Linked DNA regions of Homo sapiens: region 2 is linked to region 1. The links are chromatin contacts, found by Hi-C or POLR2A ChIA-PET in ENCODE. All regions are on one chromosome and are shown on one strand. The core of a region is the stretch at or near the end of the contact, and the rest is flanking DNA. Distances in the headings are between cores, read along the strand shown.

Region 1 (4,713 bases), core at 812-3,311:
AAATTAAAGAGCCAATGTTTTGTGAGAGGCACAGAGAATTTCCTAAGAATAAAGCAGCAAGAGTCTACCTTCAGCCTGCATAGTTAAACCAAGGGAGAGGTGATTGTTTCATCAGACTTTTCATTAGAGGACTGGGGGCTTCTCTTCCACGGGCAAAGGAGTGGCCAGGAAGGAGATAGGGCTGTTCTATAACAGTATCAGCATCAGGCAAGGGGAGAAGGCAGAGGGGCAAGGCTGTTGCCTGCCCGAGGTTCCCGAGATGGGCTCTGCTCAGGCCCTTGTCACGCTTGTGATCACAGCCTTGCCTTCAGCCCTTTCCACAGACCTTTTCTCTCTCTACTCACATACCATGTCATAGCCCTTTGCAAAGTGACCTTTAGACCTTGTGTTAATCAGTTTCGGCTCCTACAATAAAGTAACAGACTCGGTGGCTTATAAATGATGGACATTTATTTCTCACAGTTCTGGAGGCTGGAAGTCTGAAATCAAGGTGCCTACATGGTCAGGTTCTGATGAGGGCCCTCTTCTGTGTTGCAGACTGCTGTCTTCTCATTGTGTCTTCACATGGTGGAAAAAAAAAAGCGGTGGGGGGTGCCCTAGAGAGCACTCTGAGGTCCCTTTTATAAGGGCACTAATCCCATCCATGAGGGCTCCACTCTCATGACTGAATCACCTCCCAAAGGTCCCATTTCCTAATACCATTATATTGGGGATTGAGATTTTAACATATGAATTTTGAGACATTCATATGTCATTCAGCTCATTGCAGATCCCAAAACATACAACAAGAAACTTAGAATATAATCATTTGAATAACTTTCAAGTTTGCAAGTAAAAATCTGTTATAAAGGCAATATTATTATTATTACTATTGCTCATTTGAAAATGAGAGTATAGTGGAAATAGAAGAGGGCTTCAGCATACTCTTTGAAGTCAGAAAGATCTGAACAACTAGTAGATTAAAAACCTCGGGTAAGCTACTTTTTATGCCTCAGTTCTTAATCTATAAACTGTACATAGCAAACACTTTGTTCATGTAATTATGGCAAGGATTGAATGAGATAATTTTTGGCAGCATGGCATATGGAAAATAACTGATGAATGGTAACAGACATTATTAAAAAACAAAGGCTCAGGGAAATAGAGACATGTCCAAGTTCTCATAACTAGGGAGGGTCCAGAACAGTCTTGGATCCACCCATGACTTCTGATTCTTGTTCTTTCCACTACACAGTTTTTTTTTTTTTTTTTTTTTTTTTTTTTTTTTAAGATAGGGTCTTACACTGTTGTCCAGGCTGGATGAAGTACAGTGGTGTGATCACGGCTCACTGCAGCCTTAAACTCCTGGGCTCAAGTCATCCTCCTGCGTCAGCCTCCTAAGGTGCTGGGATTACAAGCATGACCCACGGCACCTGGCTCCACTGCATAGCATCTGAATGTAAATTGGGCAGTCAGGGAAGACCCAGACTAGTCTCTCAGCCAGTGAAGGGAGAGTATGGAGATAATTTGTTTCCAGCTCTTTTTACTTAACTGTTGGACAATTTCCCTTTCTCAAACATCCTCCAAATACTGGTGTATTTAGAATGAGACCCTCGCAGGTGCTGACCTAACACCACTTCAAGGTTTTCTACCATAACTAAGACCTCAACGAGTTGTTCGATTTCCCAGAGCTCTCGGCCCAGGCTCCCCCTGGCGGCCGCTGCGGAGAAGCACCCAGTACCAACTGGGCCAGGGAGCCTCCGCGCTCGTGGAGCAGAAGGGTCAAGAGCAGATGGTGGCCGCCATTTGTATTTACTAAGCCCAAGCAGGGCAAACACTTCACAGGAGGCACCCAGCTTGTGACGCAATCCTTCCCCAGGTGGAGGACACACTCACATTCTGCTCTGGGGATTCCAGTACCAAGAGGACAAACAGTGGTAGGGGACAGAGCTTAGGTCCTCTGGGAGGAAAGTGGCTGAGGAATTGGGTGGAGGAGGCCGAAGCCTTTTATGGCCTCTCTAATTCTTAAGTAGTTGGCTCACATCCCTCAGGGCTGGCGTTATAATGGTACCTGCGGTGCTTAGCCAGCTTGGCCTAGGGAACTTTCTCGTCCAATCTGGACTGGGCCCTGAGCTCTGTGCAGCCTGTGTCTATTCTTGGTCACACACTTGAATACTCCAGTTTTTGACTACCCAGTTTCTAATACATTTCAATGGAAGCCTGTGCTGTTTAATCCCCAGGATGCCCCTGTAAGCTAGATTCTTTTATTATCCTCATCTTGGAGATGAGGAGACTGCAATACGGAGATCCTGTGTCTCCTGCTGAGGATCACTCAGCCATGCAATAGAAAAGTTGGCATTGAAGCCTAGATCTGAGAGCTTCAAGGGCTGTTTGCCTTCCACCAGGCTATCCTGCACTGAACACAGTAATTATTTGTTACCTATAGACATGACCAATCATAGAACTGAAGAAAAAACCTGGAGTCAAAGCAGAAGGGAGAAACCTAATTATTCACAATTCTACTTGTGTCTTCCTTCCTTCCTTCCTATCCCTCTCCCTCCCTATGGTTTGTTCTACAAGCTTTCCTTTTATCAAAGAATCACTGCCAAGCCGCAGCTTCCTGTGTTTTGTCTTATTACTCAGAGAAGAAAGTAGTGTCTGCTGGCTTGATCTGTAACTCGGGCCGTAATTACTTCTGAACTGTTAGGGTTCAGAGGGCTGGCTAAAGATCTCCAAGAAATATCAGAACCTTCTGATTCTGTCATCTCTTGGGTGGAACTTAGAGACAAGTAACGTTATTGGAGCACTATTAAGTATCATATTCTGATTTATAGATAGATATTCTAAGGGGTATGTGTCTGTGTGTATACACACACACACTGTGTACACTTTGGGTCTGGGCTCTTTTGCTCAGCATAACACTTCTGAGATTTATCCATACTGTTGCATACATCAGGGGTTTGTTTCTTTTTATTGCCGAGTAGTACTCTGTTGTATTGATATACAACAATTTATTCACCATTCCCCCTGATAGACATTTGTGTGGCTTCCAATTTTGAGCGATTATGAAAAATGCTATGAACATTTGTGTACAACTCTTTGTTTAGACATATACTTTTGTTTTTCTCTCAAATGTTTTATTTCCTGTGAATGAAATTTCTGGGTTGTATGCAAAGCATGTGTTTAACTTTTTAAGAAATTGCCAAACTGTTTTTCCAAGTGGTACTATTTTATATTCCCACTAACACTGTTGGAGTTTCGGTTGTTCTACATCCTCATTAACACTATTATCAGTGTTTCAAATTTTAACCATTACACATAAGTTTTAGTTCATGTTGTCTCATAATTTTAATTTACATTTCCCTGAAGATTGATTATGTTGAAGATATTGTTACGTATTTATTAGCTGCCCATAATCCTCTTTTGTGAAATGGATGTTTAAATATTTTGCCCATTTAAAAAAAATCGGGCCTCTTATCTGTTTCTGAATGAGTTATAGGAGTTCTTATATTCTCGATATAAATTCCTTGTCAGGGCTGGGCGCAGTGGCTTACGCCTGTAATCCCAGCACTTTGGGATGTCGAGGTGGGTGGATTACTTGAGGTCAGGAGTTTGAAACCAGCCTGGCCAACATGGTGAAACCCCGTTTTTACCAAAAGTACAAAATTTAGCCAGACATGGTGACAGACACCTGCAATCCCAGCTACTTGGGAGGCTGAGACAGGAGAATTGCTTGAACCCGGGAGGCGGAGGTTGCAGTCAGCCAAGATCATATCACTGCACTCCAGCCTGGGTGGCAGAGTGAGACTCTGTCTCAAAAAAAAAAGAAAAAAATTCCTTGTCAGATGTGTGTATGTCCGTGTGTGTGTATACATATGTGTGTGTGTGTGTGTGTGTGTGTGTATATATATGAATGACTATGTAACTATATATTATATACATGTATCTGAAACTTGCCTTTTTAATATTTAAATATGTTGTCTTTCACAGAGCAGGAGTTTTTACTTTTGATTAAGTCCAATTTATTAATTTTGTTCTTTTGTGCTTAATGCTTTTTTGTGTCTTTCAGAAAAGAAAATAACAAAAAAGAAAATCGCACACACAAAGTCTTTAACCTTAAGTTTGAAAAAATTTTCTCAATGTTTAGAAGTTTAATAGTTTTAGCCTCTTTGTTATACTTATGGTAATTTTAGAGTTAATTTTTGTGTATGTTTGAGGTAAGGTTATTAGTCTGTTTTCACACTGCTATAAAGAACTACCCAAGACTGAGTAATTTATAAAGGAAAGAGGTTTAGTTGATACACAGTTCCACATGGCTGAAGAGGTCTCAGAAACTTACAATCATGGTGGAAGGTGAAGGGAAAGCAAGGCATGACTTACATGGTGGCAGGAGACAAAGAGAGCGAAGGGGGAACTGCCAAACACTTTTAAACCATCAGGCCTCGTGAGAACTCACTTCACTATCATGAGAACAGCATGGGGGATACTGCCCCCATGATCCAATCACCTCCCACCAGGTCCCTCCTTTGACACGTGGGAATTACAATTCGAGGTGAGATTTGGGTGGAGACACAGAGCCAAACCATATCATAAGGGATGAGGTCAAGTTTTTCCAAATGAATATACAAAGTTGTTCCATTACCATTTGTTAAAAAGATGGAGGTTGTGGTGAGCTGAGATCATGCCACTGCACTCCAGCCTGGGCAACAGAATGAGACTCCGCCTCAGAAAAAA
Region 2 (4,713 bases), core at 706-3,205, 190 kb after region 1:
ACCACTCAAACTTCTCAGAATCTGCATAAAACTCAGCAAACTAAGTCTGTTGGATCTTTGACTAAGGAAGTGGGCTGTTGTAAAATGTAAACTCCTAACGGGCATCTCTAGCTCTTTTTGTTTTAATTTAAAAACTGGAGTGTAATTATCTCTTATTTACAAGAGTCACAAACACTGCCGAAGGGAAAATAAACCTCCTCTTTTGGGATGAAGTTGCTGACAAAGGTTTGACAGAGAAAAATAATTAATAGTTCTGTGCTGGCACGGGGAGAGTCCCAGAGCTTGGAGAAGTGAACTTGAAGATGTGCCACGCACGGCTGCCGTGTGGCCCTGGAATCCCAGGGGCCCAGCCAAAGGCAGGGTACACGTCTGGTCCTGAGAATGTGGGCAGCTTTGAGAGGGACTTAGGCTATGGCATGAGACAAAAGTCCAAGAGGTTTTTGAATATCCTCCTTAAGTTACTGTTTTGTGCAGAAACTGCTTTGTTCTCTGGTTACAAACTTTCTCCTGTTCAAGAAACCTGTCCATGGGTGATTAATGTCTTTCAGCTGGGGGCTCGAGTGTTCTCCAAGTTTGGTTCTGGGCTCTGCTGTTTAGAATCCCCACCTTGGGAAATAGAGGCAAGAGAGCCTTCAGGACAAGGAGCCGCCTGTGCCAGCTCCCTGGAGCCTACGGGGCACCTCACCTGACTACTGAGGTTAAAGCAGAGGAGAGGTGCACGTAAGATCATGTGCAGCTGGGTCAAAACCCTTGGAAGGAGGAGTCTGCTTCTTAAAAATGTGTGAGTGTACAGGTTCCATCATAACACTGCTTTTAAAGTAAACTACAAGAATCTTTTGAATACAAACCATATCGCATTCTAGCAGACATCCCTCTGTATTTTCATTTGCCTACATGAATGCTAGGAAGCCCATGGCCCAAAACAGTAAGATATTCTCATCCTTTTGTCATTATTATTAATGATGGATGTACTTGTAATGCCTATACATTTCTGCCTCGTGTGATAATCCCTTCCCTTCCCCTGGAGCACAGTCATGTTTTAAGATTGGCAACTATTTTATATCCTTTTGAGGCATGTTTGGGTGATTGGAAAGGGTTCAGATCTTGAAGCTGGACAGAATCTGATTTCTAGCCTTAACAAATCATGCAATGTTCCCGGGCCTCAATTTCCTCATCTATGAAATGGAGATAATATCTTTGTGGCAGAATGGGCAGAGATTATCCTGGCCTAATTCCCCTTGTATGCCCAAAGACAAATGCCTGGCACAGGCAGACGCCTGCATCCCAATGCCTGGCACAGAGTTGGCACCCAATGCACAAGAGCTATTGTTATTATTACTCTTAATAACACAACAAAAAAACAAAACAGTGGATGTTACTGACCAGAGCAATTTCTAATTCCAGCTTCATTATTTCAGATTAACTCAGCTGTTTTCCCCTCTTCTTATAGAATTCAAAAGAAAAGCCCTGAGATTTTGGCTCCAACTTCTCAGTGATACTTTTGGCCTTAGGAATATCTATTAAGAGTTTGCGATCCAAGGAGAACTATTAACACTGGCGTGGAAAGGGAAATTAGGAAGTCTGAATGAAGTAAAGGTCTGCTTGCGCATATAACAAGACCATTTTTCCTGCAAATATTATTTTCTTGGCTCTCAGGATCTTTTGTCCCTTTCTCTGTAGGCTGGGACCTCTGGGGCAAAGGACAGTGAGGGGCCCACACATGTTTAAAGAACAGGCTGGTACATCCTGTCCTTGCTACAGAGCCTGGCACATCAGTAGCAAAACAGACCTCTCTTTTGACACACTTTCTTTGAGGATTCTGCCAGACCCAGGCTTGCTGCTGAAGCCACCACTGAGCCTTCCTCTCGGCCTGGGCTGGTGAACTGCATCCCGGAGCCCCCTGGTGGTCCTTTCCATACTCACACCTCATTCCCACACCCTCTGGGGCAGGGAGAAAACGGCCTTAAAAGACCCACCCAAGGGTTAATCTCTGGTATCCATCATCCACTGGGGCACCCCATTTTCTTAGGATGAAGGCAACATGCTCTGTGTTAAAGATGGTATAGAAATGGCACCTTTCTCTAACATCAAGAGTCATTCATTAAGCATCTCTTAAGCACCTACTGTGTGCCAGGCTCACGCTGGACATGAGGAATAGAGGATTATGACTCAGCTCCTGCTCTTAAGAAGCTTCCAGTGTACAGGAAGAGGCAGACATGAGAGCTGAGAAAGACAATAGAGAGATGTGCCCAGGGAACCCTAGGGACAGTGTCAGTCTCTGTAAGGAAAGTGGGAATTGCATCAGGGAGGAAGGATAAGTTAAACTGGATCTTAGAGTCTTTGCATAGAGATTAGAAAGAAACTAGGCAGGCAGAGAAAGGAGGGAAGGCATTCCTGGGGGATGAGTCGATATGCCTCAATGCCCGGACCTATTAGGGGAATGCTGAGAAGCTGGGGGTGCCTGCAGCAGGAAGGAGTGATAAAGCAGGCTGGTGATGTGGGCAGGGCTTGGAGTGAGAAGACCTCGTAGGTCACACCAGGGAGTGTAGACTTGATCTTCTCCAGTGATTTTTCAAACCATGTTTTTAGACTCCCCATAAACATCTGATTCTAATTTCATGGATGCTGAGACCAAGGGAAAACTGGAGTGGTCATCCATAATCTGCTAACTTTACATTTCTGTGTTCAATTCCGTCTAACCATGAGAAGAATATCAGATAAATTCTAGTAGAGGGGCATCCTACAAAACACCTGACCAGTACTCCTAAAAAGTGCCGAGGCCATCAAAAACAAGGAAAGTAAAAAAGCTATTATAGCCAAGAGGAACCTAGGGAGGCGTGACAACCTAATGTACTATGGTACCTTCCCTGGTGGAACCCTGGAACAGAAAAAGAAATCTATTAGGGAAAAACTAAGGAGTTTTGAATAAAGTATGAACTTTAGTTGATGATTATGTATTAACATTGGTTCATTAATTATAATAAATGTACCATACCAATGTACAATGTTGGCAATAGGGGAACTGGGTACAGGGCCTATGGGAACTCTCTGCACTATCCCACAATTTCTTGTAAATCTAAAACTGTTCTATTAGGTTGGTGCAAAGGTAATTGTGGTTTTTACCATTAAGATGGCAAAGATCGCAATTACCTTTGCAGCAACCTAATAAAAAGTGAAATCTGTTTTTAAAAATCCTTTGTTCATCCAAACAGCCAAATTATTGTCACTGATAAGCTTTATAACTGTTATAAGTTAGAACTTAGAAAATTAACTTGTGCTCTAGTAACATTAGCTAACATTTATTTGGTAGCTATACCAGGCCAGGTACTCTGCTAAGTACCATACTTGATCTCCACAACAGCCTCATGAACTAGGGATCGTCAGTATCACACCCCCATTTTACAGCTGAGAAAAGTGAGGTACGGCGAGGTTAGACAGCTTGCCTGAGGTTATACAGGTAAGTGGCAGAGCCTGCATTTGGACCCAGGTCTGTCTGATGCCAGAGTCCAGATGCTTAATGATGAACATTCCATGCGATACTTTATTGAAAAAGAAGGGTCCACATAACTTTCATTTATTTCTTTCTTTTTAACACTGAAAGCCATAGCTATAGATGGGGTGGGGAGAAGAAGGGATCCTCAGTAGTTTTCCACTGGAGGAGGAACTAGGTCAGAGTTTGGTTTGGGAATGAACATTCTGGCAGCTACAGTGTGAAAGATGGGCTGGCGTAGGCACTGGGCTCCTGCTGCTGAGATTTTCTAGTGATGTCTCCAAAAGGAGGAGGAGAAGCAACGAGAGAGAATGAACTTCCCTAAAAGGATAAAGCAAAAGCCCTCGTATAGCAATCCTTCGGATCTAGACCCAACCAATCAAACCACAGGCATTGCTGAGCCCCTGAATGTATGCCTGGCACAGGCCTGTCTCCACAGACAGGAGCCGACAGTAAAGAGAAAATAACCGCAGCCCAAGAGATGGAGCAGCTGGCCCGGAGTCCCTGCCGGGGGGAAAGGCAGACCTTGGAGGGAATGCTTCCTGTGGCCTGGGGTAGGCAGGGGTGTTCCTGGAGGAGGCCTGTGGGCTGAGCCCTGAAGATGAGGAAAGGGCAGATAGGACTTCAAGCAGAGCCCAGGCCAGCACAAGGCAAACCTGATCCCTGCCCTGCAGTCCCGGGGGCCTGGGTGGCCCAGCCCGGAGATGCCTAGGGCTGAGAGCCTAATCCCTTACCATGAGCTCTGTAGTCTCTCCTGCCCTCCTGGATCAATTAAAAGTGGGAGTCACTTCACCAGTGTACTTGAGAGGCTACTATGTGCCACCTAGAGGCACATTTGGAATTTGGTACTCCTAGAGTTTACAGAAAACAATAGCAAGTCCCCTAGATAGTCAACTCTGCAAAAGCAAAGATGCTGTCTCAGACAGCCTGGCATGTAGCAGGTACCAATTAATAGGCAGTGAACTCAAGAAAGAATTAAAATTGCATGGGTCAAGGGTAATACTGGAATGTACTAAACTGCAGTTGACAATGTTTGGTGCAAAAACTTCGTACTTGCTTCCAACTGTGGCTCTAACAAATTAGTAAATGCTTAGTGGCTTACAACACTAATTTATTATTTCACAATTCTGGAGGTTAGAAGTCGAGCTAAAATCAACATGCTGGCAGGGCTGCATTCCGTTCTGAGGGCTCTAGGGGAGAATCCATTTCCTTGCCTTTCCCAT

Evidence for each region. A loop is a pair of places that touch in the nucleus more often than their neighbours do. ChIA-PET counts read pairs that join two places held with the same protein, here RNA polymerase II (POLR2A). Pooled maps may share reads with other maps.
Region 2: a map of A673 shows a loop between it and region 1 (2.0-fold over the local background). The contact joins two enhancer-like sites. A Hi-C loop is called at or near these places in 6 of 168 maps with a recorded cell type or tissue (A673, Calu3, K562 and 3 more) and 9 of 50 pooled maps. POLR2A ChIA-PET finds 5 or more read pairs at or near these places in 2 of 52 experiments (AG04450 and WTC11).

Annotation. Positions count from the first base shown.
Region 1 is chr11:12,596,664-12,601,376 of GRCh38, reverse strand. No RefSeq gene overlaps it. Among named protein-coding and RNA genes, the nearest start is that of TEAD1, 75 kb to the left of the region's middle. RefSeq lists an enhancer at 1,561-1,855. Within about 2 kb of position 2,061, at least 2 of the 41 ENCODE cell types and tissues checked have a DNase peak (open chromatin) inside an H3K27ac peak, as active enhancers do; they include A673, where a contact is called at or near this core.
Region 2 is chr11:12,409,658-12,414,370 of GRCh38, reverse strand. The region is part of intron 1 of PARVA (parvin alpha); the gene reads right to left. Among named protein-coding and RNA genes, the nearest start is that of PARVA, 34 kb to the right of the region's middle. Within about 2 kb of position 1,955, at least 24 of the 41 ENCODE cell types and tissues checked have a DNase peak (open chromatin) inside an H3K27ac peak, as active enhancers do; they include A673, where a contact is called at or near this core.